Linked DNA regions of Homo sapiens: all the other regions are linked to region 1. The links are chromatin contacts, found by Hi-C or POLR2A ChIA-PET in ENCODE. All regions are on one chromosome and are shown on one strand. The core of a region is the stretch at or near the end of the contact, and the rest is flanking DNA. Distances in the headings are between cores, read along the strand shown. Region 1 has its middle 12 kb from the start of TMEM14B. Region 2 overlaps LOC101928146 (a long non-coding RNA gene). Region 3 overlaps GCNT2 (glucosaminyl (N-acetyl) transferase 2 (I blood group)).

Region 1 (5,018 bases), core at 1,847-4,346:
TTTTGTTGATATTTAGAAATTACCTATTTTGAGTAATTTAAGGACCAAGGAAAGTTATTTGATTGTACATTGCATTGAAGCTTGTTTCAAAAATGATCTCTGAGGATTTTTTTGTTTGTTTTTTAAGAGACAGGGTCTTTCTCTGTCACCTAGGCTGGAGGGCAGTGGTACAATCATATCTCACTGTAGCCTCAAACTCTTGGGTTCAGTCATCCCACTTCAGCCTCCTGAATAGCTGGTACTACTGGTGCATACCACCTCGCTAATTTATTTTATTTTTTTGTAGAGATGGGGTCTTGCTCTGTTGCTCAGGCTGCTATCAAACTCCTGGTCTCATGCGATTCTCTCTCCTTGGCCTCCCAAAGTGCTGGGGTAATGAGCATGGCCACTGAGGATTTCTAAGATTTAGGACTGTGTAGCAAAAAAAGAAGAAGAAAAAAAGTGGTTTTTTTTGTTAATTAGTTCATATATAATTGTGAAACTAGAAGACCCATCTAGAGCTTGAATCACCTAGTTTGGGCTCTACATTGGACACATTTACTGGATACTGGTACGTTTTTAGTTCACTTTATTCATGTTTCAACATGAAGAATTAACTCAATCTGGTGCCCTTTGTTTTAGTTTTCATTCCCTCTTTAAAAAGGTAAGGAGCTGGGCGCGGTGGCTCACGCCTGTAGTGCCAACACTTTGGGAGGCCGAGATGGGTGGATCACCTGAGGTCAGGAGTTTGAGACCAGCCTGGCCAACATGGTGAAACCCTGTCTCTACTAAAAATTCAAAAATTAGCTGGGTGTGGTGGCTCATGCCTGTAATCCCAGCTATTCAGGAGGCTGAGGCAGGAGAATTGCTTGAACCCAGGAGGCTGTGGTTGCAGCGAGCCGAGATCACGCCACTGCACTCCAACCTGGGCGACAGGGTGAGACTCTGTCTCAAAAAAAAAAAAAAAGATATTTGCTACTGATTTACCCTAACTGATACTGGTTGAGTTTAGAGTATAATTCAGACACTTTATGTATTTGCATAAGCCCCTGGATGGTGGTCCTAGTTTTCCATCCTTTTTTATAGGACTCTGGACAATTAAGGGCTCTTGTGTTGCAGTGGTAGAGGCATCAGAAGGCCACAGATCATCCAAAGCTATCATCCTCCCAGGCTTCCATAGCTAAGATTTTGAGTCTCAACGTTGGCCATTTTTTCATGTGTCATGGAGTGTTTCCAAAGGGCACACATTTTTGCCACCTTCAGTCCTAGAGGAGGACCTGGCTCCTCATGAATGACAAGGTTCCCTGAATGTGGGAATTAGTTTAGGTGCCAAGTAGATCCCCATGTGACTATTTGATCCCCAGCAATCAGCCTGGAAAATTCTAAGGCTGCCCACAGATGAGAGGCAGGAGATCTTCATAGCCCTTGCCAAGTGCCCTCATCCCTGCTTCTCTGCAAAGATCCCTGAGTATTTACTGCCTAAGGGTTGTGCTGGGTCCTAGCAGTGCAAAGAACAAGCCATGGTGCTTGCCCTTCTGGAGTCTGGTGGAGGAGGTGGACATCTAAACAAAGGCAGTATAGAAATAAGTGTATGATGGAGGTAGATCCATATTACTGTGGGGGCACAAGGAGGGGAGTGGGCATTTCTGTTGAGGGAGTCAAGGTAGGCTTCACAAAGGAACCAACAGTTAAGCTGAGTCTTGTCAGTTGATGCATGAATCAGTTGACATGAACTCCTTTTGTGAGTTGTCTGAGAAATTCATAGGTAAGGACGGGGCAAATGTCTCAGAGCGAGCAATATATACAGTGCCTCAAAGGCATGAAACTATGTAGCATAACTGGGTTCAACCCTTTCCTTAGAGATCTAATTCTTTTTTTTTTTTTTTTTTTTTTTTTTGAGATGGAGTATGGCTCTTGTTGCCCAAGCTGGGGTGCAATGGTGCGATCTCAGCTCATTGCAACCTCCACCTCCCAGGTTCAAGCGATTCTCCTGCCTTACCCTCCTGAGTAGCTGGGATTTCAGGTGTGCACCACCACACCCAGCTAATTTTTTGTATTTTTAGTAGAGATGGGGTTTCACCATGTTGGCCAGGCTGGTCTTGAACTGACCTCAGGTGATCCACCTGTCTTGCCTCCCAAAGTGCTGGAATTACAGGCATGAGCCACCGCACCAGGCCAAGATCTAATTCTTTTTAATGGCTTTTAAGTTGTACGGATGATTACTATTTAGTTTACTATTCCCCTACTGATAGAAATATGTCTTGTTTAATGCCTTTGATAGCCGGGAGCAGTGGCTCATGCTTGTAATCCCAACACTTTGGGAGGCTGAGGTGGGCAGATCCCCTGAGGCCTTTGATATTACAAAGGATGGTGTACCAAGAAATATCCTCATGGAAATCCCCGTGAACATGTGCAAAGGAATCTGTAGGTTACATTCCTAAATGCTGAGTCAGAGCATCTCAGCATTTAAAATTGTGATTGCCTTCAGAAGAGGATGCACCAATTTATCCTCCCACTAGTGGTGGCTTTGTGTAATTGGACTTTGTAAAAATCTTTGACACATTAAGCTGGAAGTCTGCAAACTTGTTCTGTAAAGGGCCAGATAGTGAATATTTTAGGCTTCTCAGGCCATCTGTGTCCCAGCTGTTCACCTCTGCCTTTGTAGAATGAAAGCAGCCACAGCCAATCAATAAACGAGTGTGACTGTTCCAATAAAACTATGTATGGGCCCTGAAATCTGGATTTCATATGATTTCTACATATCACAAAATAGTCTTATTTTGATTTTTTTCAACCATTTCAAAATGCAAATCTATTCTTAGCTTGCTCTCTGCACAAAAACAGGCAATGGACTAGAATTGGCTCACTGACCATAGTCATGCCTGTAAGAGTTAAAGAAAGAAGAAAGAAACATGAAACGTGGCTTTGTAGTCAAAGACAGGTTTTCTTTACTTAAAACCTGAGAGGCTTCCCGGCTAATTTCGGTTAGGAGCACTTTCTCTTACAGACCCTGCACTTGATGGATCACCTGGCACCGCCCAAATTGATAAACTGGCTCATCTGATCTTGTGGCCCCCATCCAGGAACTGACTCAGTGCAAGACAACAGCTTGCACTCCCTATGACTTAATCTCCCACCGGACCAGTCAGCACTCCTGAGTCACCTGGCTGCCCCTGGCACACCAAGTAACCCTTAAACACTTCAATCCTTGAATGCTCTGGGAGACTGATTTGAGTACCAATAAAACTCCAGTCTCCTGCACAGCTGGCTCTGCGTGTGCTCTTTCTCTATTGCAATTCCCTGTCTTGATAACTCAGCTCTGTCTAGGCAAAGGGCAAAGTGAACCCATTGGGCCATTACAAGATTTTGTGTCTTTGGAAAGCACTTCACATTTTTATTCTTTTTTTTTTTTTTTGAGATGGAGTCTCGCTTAGTCACCCAGGCTGGAGTGCAATGGCGTGATCTTGGCTCACCACAACCTCTGGCTGCCAGGTTCAAGTGATTCTCCTGCCTCAGCCTCCCGAGTAGCTGGGATTACAGGCATGTGCCACCACACCCAGCTAATTTTGTATTTTTAGTAGAGACGGGGCTTCTCCATGTTGGTGAGGCTGGTCTCGAACTCCCGACCTCAGGTTGGGACTTCTCACCCAGGCTGGAGTGCTGTGTCATGATCTAGGTTCACTGCAGCCTCCTCCTTCTGGGTTCAAGTGATTCTTCTGTCTCAGCCTCCCGAGTAGCTGGAACTATAGGCGTGTGCCACCACACCCGGCTAATTTTGTATTTTTAGCAGAGACGGTGTTTCACCATGTTGGCCAGGCTGGTCTCAACCTCCTGACCTCAGGTGATCCACCCACCTCGGCCTCTCAAAGTGCTGGGATTACAAGCGTGAGTCACTGCCGCACCTGATCATTCATGCATTCATTCATGCATTCATCTTAGTATGGACTCATGGATATTTCTTTTTTCTTTGGGTTGTAATACTTATTTTTTTTTTTTTTTTTTTGAGACGGAGTCTTGCTCTGTCACCCAGGCTGGAGTGCAGTGGCATGGTCTCGGCTCACTGCAAGCTCCGCCTCATGGGTTCACGCCATTCTCCTGCCTCAGCCTCCTGAGGAGCTGGGACTACAGGTGCCTGCCACCATGCCCGGCTAATTTTTTTGTATTTTTAGTACAGACAGGGTTTCACCATGTTAGCCAGGATGGTCTCGATCTCCTGACCTCATGATCTGCCCACCTTGGCCTCCCAAAGTGCTGGGATTACAGGCATCAGCCACCGCGCCGGGCAATACTTAATTTTCTTGCTCAAATTGTTGCAGCTTTGGCCATTGGAAACTCAGTTGACCTCTGTGTCCCTCTGGCATAGCCAAAGGGTTTGTGTGTTTGTAGAACTTCCTTATTGTCTGGCACTACAAGACGTTCTAGGCTCATCTTGTATATTTCCTGTCCTAGTACTAGAATCAGCCATTTCTCCAAGTAGCTCTGGTTCCTTTTATTGAACAGTGGTACTGCACACCAATATCTGGACACCAATATCTGAGTGCTAGGTATGCTTATTGCTACTGGGCTGAAATCTACTTAAAACATTTTTTTACGTTATTCTTTTTCTAGCTTCCTAAATTAAATGCTCAAATTCAGCATATTTTCCATGCTCGTTTTTTTTTTTTTTTTTTTTTTTTCCACAAATAAACCATGTGCATACTTTTTTTCTGAGATCTGTTTTGGCTAGATGTGCAATGGCACAATCTTGGCTCACTGCAACCTCCACCTCCCGGGTTCAAGCGATTCTCCTGTCTCAGCCTCCCAAGTAGCTGGGATTACAGACATGCACCACCATGGCTCATAATGTTTTTGTATTATTAGTGGAGATGGGGTTTCACCATGTTGGCCAGGCTGGTCTTGAACTCCTGACCCCAGGTAATTCTGGAAAAAGAAAAACTGTGGAGACAGTAACAAGGTCAATGGTGGCCAGAGGTTCAGGGCAAGATAGGGAAGGATGAATAGGGAGAGGACAGGATTTTGAGGGAGTAAAATGATTCTTA
Region 2 (5,018 bases), core at 1,720-4,219, 250 kb before region 1:
TATGCTAAGTGAAATTAGCCAGTCACAAAAAGAAAAATATTGCATGATTTCACGAACATGGGGTATTTAAAGTAATCAAACTCATGAAAACAAAAAGCAGAATGTGGTTGCCAGGAGTTGGGGGGAGAGGAAATGGAGAGTTGTTCTTTGATGGGTATGAAGTTTCAACTTTGCAAAGGTGAGAAAGTTCTAGACATCTGTCATACAACAATATGCAATATAGTTAACACTATATTGCACACTCAAAGGTGGTTCAGATGGTAAATTTTATGGTAGGTGTTATTTACACAATTTTTAAAACTTTAGGTGGGCGCGGTGGCTCATGCCTGTAATCCCAGCGCTTTGGGAGGCCGAGGCAGGAGGATCACTTGAGGTCAGGAGTTTGAGACCAGCCTGGCCAACATGATGAAACCCCATCTCTACTAAAAATACAAGCAATTAGCTGGGCATCGTGGCACATGTCTGTAATCCCAACTACTCGGGAGGCTGAGGCAGGAGAATTGTTTGAACCCAGGAGGCAGAGGTTGCAGTGAGCTGATAATTGCACCACAGCACTCCAGCCTGGGCAACAGAGCTAGACTCCGTCTCAAAAAGCAAAACAAACAAACAAAAAAACCTGTTTTAGCAAGTCTTCAACATTAGTGATTAGGGGTAGAATTTGAAGTTTCCAGGTTACTGTGGCAGTGTGTACACCTGATTAAACACTACTCTTCCAGCTAATTTGACAGAAATGCAACAATATATTAAATATGGAAGGAGAGGGGCAGGTGATGGGAGAGAGAAGTTGTGAAAAGCCCCACAATGTGTCCTCATCCTGGAGACACTGAGTATGTGCTTGAAAATAGGCTGGTTCCATCGTGTAATGGTTAGAACTCTGGACTCTGAAAATAGGCTGATGTATTGGACTAACCTGTAATTGTGAGAAATAATTTATTTGCAGAAGATAAAAGACTTAGAGGACATTTATAAATATAAATGTTATTAGAATTAGGTGACCTTCAAAGGAGTACTGAATACGCCTGTTGGTTTTGGTCACAAAGTTTCCCAAATCATTTTTGTTTTGCTTCGATTATATTTACCTAATCCTGATAAGTTTCACCCGAATGAATAAATGTTATCGCTCTGAGCTTCAAAGTGCAAATATTTTACCAGCCTCATTGAAAAGCACAAATATTATCTTTAGCATAGATTGGTTTCTCAGGGTAGAAAACTGCATATAAGAACAAATCTCATGAAGTTAAGGTTATCTCATTCCCTATTTAATTTGTCCTTTAGTTGAATAGTGAGTTAGAGCTAGAGACATGCTTATAAAATTTTGTTTTCTGATGTCTTCTCTGTAGGACAAATGGAAGGAAAGATTTTTGGAAGCAGCTTCTTGTGTCCGACCCGCTGTGATCAGCTGCTACTCCCAGGTCTGGGGTTAGATGGCTTTGTGACTTTCCTTCTCTGGATGGCATTTTGCTTTCCTCTGTAAAATGGTGTGATGAATGAGATGACCTCTAAGCCTCTTTCCATGTCTGTCACTGGACTGTCCTCTTATGTAGCCATTTAAGTTTTCTAATTAAAAAAAAAAAATTTAAAATTTGATGCTCAGTTAAGTTACATCAAAATAATTAAAATGAAACTACAGGTTGAGTATCCCATATCCAAAACGCTTGGGACCAGAAGTGTTCTGAATTTCAAGTTTTTTCTAGGTTGGAAAATTTGCATATACATAATGAGATGTCTTGGGGATGGGACCCAAGTCTGAACATGAAATTCATTTATATTTCATATACACCTTATGCACATAGCCTGGAGATAATTTTATACACTATTTTAAATAATTGTGTCCAAGAAGCAAAGTTTTGGCTGCTGTTCGACTGAGACCCATCACATGAAGTCAGGTGTGGAATTTTCCACTGATGGTGCCACATTAACTCTCAAAAAGTTTTGGATTTTGGAGCATTTCAGATCTCAGATTTTCAGACTAGGGATGCCGAACCTCTATGTAATTTTGCTTTGAATGTGTCTGGGACACTGGGGAAATTTTGATTTTTAAGATTCATCTCTAATTCTGAAAATAACCTGGTTGGGTGCAGTGGCTCACGCCTGTAATCCCATCATTTTGGGAGGCTGAGTTGGGCAGATCTCCTGAGGTCAGAAGTTCGAGACCAGCCTGGCCAACATGGTGAAACCCTGTCTCTACTAAAAGTGCAAAAATTAGCTATGCATGGTGGCACACACCTGTAGTCCCAGCTACTTGGGAGGCTGAGGCAAGAAAATCGCTTGAGCCTGGGAGGCAGAAGTTGCAGTGAGCCAAGATCGCGCCACTGCACTCCAGCCTGGGTGACAGAGGGAGACTTCGTCTCTAAATAAATAAATAAAATCTAAGTGATGGCACGTCACCCCGGGGCATCTTTCCACTTTCACATTCTCTCCTGGCTGCTTTACCTGCCCTGCCAGCACAGTCCAGAGGGCCCCCACTAGCATTCCACATGCCAGGCCTTGCTTAGATGGAAGGCCTTTTCTTCCATCTAATCTAACCTGTCTCTTGTCCCATTTTTCCAGAACCTCTATTGGATGGCATTTTCTAGAACCTCTATTGGTTACTTACGGCATAATGAGATATATAGAGGTTATTGCTAGGTCATCCTTCTTGACTCAAATCTCATTTAAGCAATTAGCTTCCTTATGAAACTTCATAAGGGTCATTGTGGATCCCTTGGCTGGCTGATGGGGCTGAGATCTTGGGATAGGCAGGTTTTTCCTTGCGCCTCGAATGCCACGTTGAATACTCCTCATGTCTTTGGAGACATGTCCTTCCCTTCGAGCTGCTCCCAGTCAGGTGAGGAATAAAATGCTATGATGGCGTGAAAATTCTCCCTTGGTCTCATCCATAGATTTGCAATCACCTAAAAAAAAAAAAGGAAGAGTGTGCCAAGCCACCCCATATAGAGCCACTGTGTGGCAGCACTGCCTCTCGCCAAAGCTTGGGCCACTCGGTGTCAGGCAAAGTGCAGTGGGGTGAGTTTCCAGTTCACTGGCGGTACAGGTAGCCCCTAGAAGCGATCGTGTGCAGTGAGAATAGCTAGCATTTCAGAGTGTTCACTATGCGTGAATACTGCTCAGAGTGCATTCTACTTATTAACACATCAACTCACAAAACAGCCCTACTGGTATTATCTTTATTTTACTGACAAAGAAATTAAGACAGATAGGAAAAGTGATTTGCCCAACGTCACACAACTAGGAACTAGCAAAGCCAGGATCTAGACCCACGCAAACCTCTCTTTGAAGCTCATGCTTTGCTACCAAATATCGTGTCATTCTGGCATTCACGAGGAAATCTTGAAAATAAAGCAAAAAGTTGTAAAATGGTATCAAGTCCACAATCGCTGTCTTGATGTAGTGCAAGCACAGTGGTATACAAGGGACATCCGTAGATACAGAGGAGAGGGTCAGCAAACCTTCTCTGGTAAAGGCCAGATGGAAAACATTTTAAGCTTCGGTGGTCAGATGTGGCAACAACTTAGCCCTGCCATTGTAACGTGAAAGCAGCCATAGGCCCTGTGTAAACAAATGAGGACGGCTGTGTTCCAATAAAATTGTATTTATGGACACCGAAATTTGAATTTCATATAATTTTCATGTGTCACAAAACATTTTTCTTCTTTGGATTTTCTCCCAACCATTTTAAAATATAAAACCATTCTAGCTGAGAGATTGTCTAAAAACATGCAGCGAGCCAGACTGGACCCCCCCAGCTGTGGTTTTGCTGATCTCTGGTATAGAGGAAAGAAGGGTGGCTAAACTTAATTCGGTGAGTGCCTACCATAAGCAAGGTGTTGAAAGTGCAGTGACCAGCAGACCGAAATAGTTCTCCATGGGACATTATGTTGAGTGAAATAAGCCAGGCACAGAGAGACAAATATTGCATGATCTCACTCATGTGGAATCCACATAGAAGTAGAGAATAGAACAGTGGTTACCAGAGAATGGGAAGGGAAAGGAGCAGGGGGGTGATGAGAGATGGATCAACAGGTGCCAAGCTATAGATAGAGAGGAAGAATAAGCTCTGGAGTTCTACTGCATAGGAGGAGGATTACAGTTAATAATAATGCATTGTATATTTCAAAATACCTGGAAGAGCAGTTTTTGAATGTTCTGATAACAAACAATAAATGTCTAAGGTGATGGATATGCTAATTACCATGATTTGATCATTACACAATGTATACATGTATTGGAACATCATGCTGCATCCCATAAATACGTATAATTACCACCTGTAAATCATACATTTAAAAATAAAATATTAACTTTTTGTTTTAAAAATAAATAGTCCTCCATGGACTAGTGGTAGAGCAAACAAACAAGCAATTGTAGGAGTACAAGGTTTTATTAGGGCAGGTGAAGGGCTTCTAACCCAGACTTGGAAGAGCAAGGAAGGGTCACCAGGGAAGCAGTGTCACATAGGGACCTGAAAGATGAGTAGGAACTCAAGACAAGGCAGGGGGAGAGAATATTCCAGGTAGATGGCCTATGCAGTGAGAAGAGATAAGCTTGAGGCTAGGCACAGTGGCTCATGCCTATAATCCCTTTGGGGGGTCAAGGAAGGAGGGTCCCTTGAGCCCAGGGGTTCAAGACCAGCCTGGGCAACATAGTGATACCCCGTCTCTACAAAAAAACGATTTTTATTTTTTTATTTTATTTTATTTTTTTTGAGACGGAGTTTCACTCTTGTTGCCCAGGCTGGAGTGCAATGGTGTGATCTTGGCTCACTGCAACTTCCACCTCCCGAGTTCAAGCGATTCTCCTGCCTCAGCCTCCCTAGTAGCTGGGATTACAGGCATGTGCCATCATGCCCAGCTAATTTTGTATTTTTGGTAGAGATGGTGTTTCTCCATGTTGGTCAGGCTGGTATCGAACTCCCAATCTCAGGTGATCTGCCTGCCTCGGCCTCCCAAAGTGCTGGGATTACAGGCATGAGCCACCTCGCCCGGCCCCAAAAAAAATTTTTTTAAGGCTGGGTGAGG
Region 3 (5,018 bases), core at 716-3,215, 160 kb before region 1:
CAAATGCCGATTCTGTTCATTTCCAACCACCAGTAAAAATAAAAACTAGTTGATATAAGGAAAAGCTTTATGGTGTTGATTGCATATGGCAGACTTCATGAAAGTGGTATGCAAATAACTGATATTTGGGATGTACTCATATTAAGGATATATTATGGGCTCTGGAGTGAGACAAATGCAATATTGAATTTTAGCTTTATCTCCGTTAGTTTGATGACCTTGTGTACTCTGACCTAAAACTCTTCATTTTGTAGTCACAATAATGATGGCTACTTAGTAAGGCTGTTTTGAGAATTAAATTTTAAAAATGGGGTAAAATGACAGGTTAGGTGTTTATCCACTTATTAATGTGAACATTTATTAAGAAAAACCTACATGTGGTCTTGTGTTCCTACACTAATGAGATCCTCAAGGTGTTGAATAAAAGCAATTTAAATCTCACTATAGAAGGATGTCTATGCCATGGCTCACCAACCATATAAAACTAGATGTAGATGTACCCAAAGATGGATAGGAGGAAATGTGTAAAGTAAATTGACATGTTCAGGTGGATACCAGTTCCTTTTTTTTTTGAGATAAGGTCCCTGCTCTGTTCCCCAGGCTGGAGTGCAGTGGTGTGATCACGGCTCACTGTAGCCTCGACTTCCCAGGCTCAAGCAATTCTCCCACCTCAGCCTCCCCAGTAGCTAGAACTATAAGCCTGCCTCACCATGCCCTGCTAATTTTTAATTTCTTGTCGAGTCGGGGTTTTACTATGTTGCCCAGACTGGGATATCTGTTCTTGATCATTTTGATTTCCATTAGTGTTATTGATGTACTTTTTATGACCACCAAAAAGCTTCACTTACCCCTTACATAACACTATGAAATGTGTATTATCCATTAGAAGAGTGTTTCCTTAAAAACATGAAGGATGTCAATGCTATCTATTTTTGAAATCAGTCATATCACAGGAAAGGAGCAGGAATTGTGTTGCTTTATTTTCTTTCTTTTTTTTTAATTTTTTGAGACGGAGTCTTGCTCTGTCCCCAGGCTGGAGTGCAGTGGCGCGATCTTGGCTCACTGCAAGCTCTACCTCCTGGGTTCACGCCATTCTCCTGCCTCAGCCTCCCAAGTAGCTGGGACTATAGGTGCCCGCCACCACACCCAGCTAATTTTTTGTATTTTTAGTAGAGATGGGGTTTCATCGTGTTGGCCAGGATGGTCTCGATCTCCTGACCTCGTGATCTGCCCATCTCGGCCTCCCAAAGTGCTGGGATTACAGGCGTGCCACTCTGCCCGGCCGGTTGGTTGGGTTGCTTTCTTTTCTTAAGCCGTACCATGTTCCAGAAAGGACTTAAGATGTCATAATATAATTTCTTGGGAAAGGAAATCAACATAGCCAAGATCTGAAAAAAAATGAGAGCCTTTTCACAATTATTCTATGTAGGTTTTGACTGGCTTGGCCACATCTTCCCATTTTGAGTGTTTGGCTTCCTCAGTGTTAAAACAAATTTTGCCCATCCTCTTTGCAGAGGAGTAATTTTTAAACTCTAATAGAAAAACTTATAAACACACACAACAGTGCAGAGAACAGTACTGTAATCCTCACATGCCCATCAGCCAGTTTCGACAATCATCAACTTGTTATGCAAACTCAAAGCAAAAAAACCGAAAATGTATGACAAATCTTTGAGTTGACACTATAATTCTCATAAATAAGTAGCTTCCTCTTTTCAAAGAAAATGCAAAATTCTGATATTCCAGACTAAGGCTTTCTCCTCATCCCATAATAACAGTTCACTGAAAAGTAAAAATATTTTTATCCAACTTCACCTTTTAGGCTATACTACATGAACCGGACTGAGTTTTCTTTTTCTTTGTTTTTCAGCAACAAAGCTGAATCTACAAGCACAAGCTCTTTAGGCATTCAAAGTAGGAGGCAGAATGCGGTTTGTTAAGATTTCCATTCAGCTGGGTGCAGTGACTCACACCTGTAATCCTAGCACTTTGGGAGGCCTAGGCGGGTGGATCACTAGGTCAGGCATTCAAGACCAGCCTGGCCAACGTGGTGAAACCCCGTCTCTACTAAAATACAAAAAGTAGCCAGGCGTGGTGGTGCATGCCTGTAATCCCAGCCACTCAGGAGGCTGAGGCAGGAGAATCACTTGAACCCAGGAGGCGGAGGTTGCAGTGAGCTGAGATTGCGCCACTGCACTCCAGGCTGGGCAAGAGAGTGAGACTCCATCTCAAAAAAAAAAAAGATTTCCATTCTCTTGGCCTCCGTTTTTCTGGAGGAAAAATGGGAAGGAGTATGGTACTAAGAGTAGAAGATTGGTTAGTGGGGTACACTGGTATCCCACTGTATGGTTAGTGGGGTACACTGTTTCCTGTGTATCCCTCTAACCATTAAAGTTCCCTTGTTTTCATCTCTTCTCCAGACTGAATATTCTGTTTCCTCTATTAAAAAAAAAAAAGACAATGAGTCCAAAGTATGTTTGAATATAGAATTGACACGATGATATTTTGCCTTCAGCCAAATCTGAATGTATTTTCCATTACTGCGTATTCTCACAGAGGCTTCTCTATGAGATTCATTGTTGTTAATTTTTCACATCTGTAATTTAATTTGAGATGCCTCAGTTATTAAGTTATTAAGCCTCGTTACTTTGCATGAGGTCTTTGATCTTGCAGCGTGATGTGGATGAAAGAATACAAACTTTGGAATAGGACAGATCTTTTGAATCCTAGGCCTCACTACTTAACAGCTTGTCAGTCACTGAACAAGTTATTTAACCAAACTGAGCCTCAGTTAATTTTGGTTTTAGGACATTAAAGAAAGTTTTTAAGGTGTTTGAGAATTTATTAGAAAGTAGGAATTGCCTTTTTTTTTTTTTTTTTTTTGAGACACGATCTTACTCTATCACCCAGGCTGGAGTGCAGTGGCATGATCTCGGCTCACTGCAACCTCTGCCTCCTGGGCTCAAGCAATTCTCGTGCCTCAGCCTTCCGAGTAGCTGGGACTACAGGTGTGCCCTACCATGCCAGGCGAATTTTTTGTATTTTTAGTAGAGACGGTTTTGCCATGTTGCCCAGGCTGGTGTCAAACTCCCGAGCTCAAGCAATCTGCTTGCCTCAGCCCCCCAGAGTGCTGGGATTATAGGTACTAGCCACCACGCCCGGCCAGGAATTGTCTTAATTCAACTTCCACCCCATAAAATATATCTGGAATTGGTCTGGAGACAGTCTTATAGCAGTGACTACGACTTGCTAACATTTCTTTTCAAAGATATTTGTAAAAGGGCTAGAAGAATCTCTGGGTGTCTCCAAGGCTATGAGGGTTTTTGTTGTTGTTGTTGTTTTGCTTTTTTTGTTAGAGATGGGGTCTCACTCTGTTGCCCAGGCTGGTCTTGAACTCCTGGGCTCAAGCAATCCTCTCACCTTGTCCTCCCAGAGTGCTGGGATTATAGGCGTGAGCCACCACGCCTGGCCAGGATGTGAGTGTTGATGACCCCAGAAGACACTAAGGATTGGAACAGTAGCTCATGAACTTTGACTTTTTAAACACTTCACACTGCACAGTTAAAAACAGTAGAATACTAAGCAAATGGAAAGTAAGGATTATGAGCCATGCGTGAATGTTTAATTTTCTTTTTTTAAAAAAGTGCTTTCGAGTACTGTGTAAGAGAGGCTAGTGACTTAGATACCCACACTATACAATTCTGTTCTAAATTTTAACCTTTGTCTGTAGATAACTGTTTGGCCTTGGGCATGTCACTTAACCTCTCTGGGCCTCAGTTTCCTCATGTGTAAAATGAGGAAATTGGGCTAGGTCATCTCCGAAGAGATTCCTGTATTATTTTGCTTTAACTCTGGAGCATGCAGTGAAAAAAGCAGAAGTATTTGAGGCAGGCAGACTTAGGTTTTGTTTCCCTGCTGTCAGATCTTGAGCAATTAACGTATCTTAACATGGGCTTCCGGTGACTTATCTGTAAATTGAGGACAATACCAATTTCATGAGATTGTTGTGAGAGTTACAGACTATGGGGGTATATCTCCCCTCTCAGCCATTGTTAATTCAGTTATCACCTCCATCTCTCCCCCTTCTCCCTCTCCACGGTATATTAATGTCATGACATTCCTATTTATATTACACCGTGGACAGTAGGATTAATGAAACAATGGCCTCTGGGCATTGAATTTCTCTCTTTGTCACGGTCACTGTGTCCACATCTGGATGCCAACCACCACTACTGCTACAATGTAGAACTCAGGCCAGCCACCCTAGGCAGTGTGTGGGGGTGATTTTTGTGCTGTAAAATTCTGACCAAAGGAGGAAACTGAGTACCAAGTACTTACACAATATCTTCACCTCTCTGATTGTTCTTAATGTAGCACATTTCCCCTTGTTTCCAAGAGTATTTTCTCGATGTGCCCAGGGACGCTGAGCTGGACAAGGCTAGTGTAGTGTATTCAGTGCTGGGGAGGGAAGGGGCCCTCTGGAGCCGGATCATTTGGCTTCCAATCCAGCTTTGCAGATTCCTAGTGTGTGTGACGTGAGGCTAATTATGTTCTCTCTCTGATTCTCAGTTTCTGTATATGTAAAATGGAGATACTAACATTACCTACCACTGTGCAAATGAAATGTATGAATACATATCAAGTGCCTGGAATGGCGCATGGTGCCTAGTAAGTGTAAATAAGTGTTGTATTTATTCCACCCAATTGCCCTCGTTAAGGGGAAAATTAGCAATGAACAATTTCCCCTTGTTAAGGTGCTAGAAAAAATGCAGTCCCCCAAAGTGCCATTACAAAGGGTCTGGAAGATTTTCTGAAACTCAGACAAAAGCAGCTTGAATTCCCTCCGTCCCTCAGCTTCCCATAGTACCAGAGCTCATCCTGCACAAGGAATGAGAGGAGCAGAGTAACTAAGAATCTGGCATTGGTGAGTGGGATCGATTGTACCAGGTGCGCTGTTCACAGGCGCGTCAGTCCACGTACTGCAACGCTAGGAAACACAGGGAGCCAACAGCAATCCC

The links. A loop is a pair of places that touch in the nucleus more often than their neighbours do. ChIA-PET counts read pairs that join two places held with the same protein, here RNA polymerase II (POLR2A). Pooled maps may share reads with other maps.
Region 2: a map of B cell shows a loop between it and region 1 (18-fold over the local background). The contact joins two enhancer-like sites. A Hi-C loop is called at or near these places in 9 of 168 maps with a recorded cell type or tissue (B cell, CD4-positive, alpha-beta T cell, Caco-2 and 6 more), 13 of 37 single-sample maps with no recorded cell type and 16 of 50 pooled maps. POLR2A ChIA-PET finds 5 or more read pairs at or near these places in 3 of 52 experiments (H1, Panc1 and activated CD8-positive, alpha-beta memory T cell).
Region 3: POLR2A ChIA-PET joins it to region 1 with 21 read pairs in PC-9. The contact joins two enhancer-like sites. POLR2A ChIA-PET finds 5 or more read pairs at or near these places in 3 of 52 experiments (PC-9, T-cell and activated T-cell).

The regions. Positions count from the first base shown.
Region 1 is chr6:10,757,060-10,762,077 of GRCh38, forward strand. It overlaps a transcript of TMEM14B not described here. Among named protein-coding and RNA genes, the nearest start is that of TMEM14B, 12 kb to the left of the region's middle. Within about 2 kb of position 3,097, at least 12 of the 41 ENCODE cell types and tissues checked have a DNase peak (open chromatin) inside an H3K27ac peak, as active enhancers do; they include PC-9, where a contact is called at or near this core.
Region 2 is chr6:10,507,747-10,512,764 of GRCh38, forward strand. It overlaps LOC101928146 (a long non-coding RNA gene), which reads right to left. Exons shown (of 3, transcript XR_001743961.2): 2 at 2,597-2,894; 3 at 914-1,557. Among named protein-coding and RNA genes, the nearest start is that of GCNT2, 11 kb to the right of the region's middle. Within about 2 kb of position 2,970, at least 9 of the 41 ENCODE cell types and tissues checked have a DNase peak (open chromatin) inside an H3K27ac peak, as active enhancers do.
Region 3 is chr6:10,594,291-10,599,308 of GRCh38, forward strand. The region is part of intron 3 of GCNT2 (glucosaminyl (N-acetyl) transferase 2 (I blood group)); the gene reads left to right. Among named protein-coding and RNA genes, the nearest start is that of GCNT2, 75 kb to the left of the region's middle. RefSeq lists an enhancer at 1,642-2,629. Within about 2 kb of position 1,966, at least 3 of the 41 ENCODE cell types and tissues checked have a DNase peak (open chromatin) inside an H3K27ac peak, as active enhancers do; they include PC-9, where a contact is called at or near this core.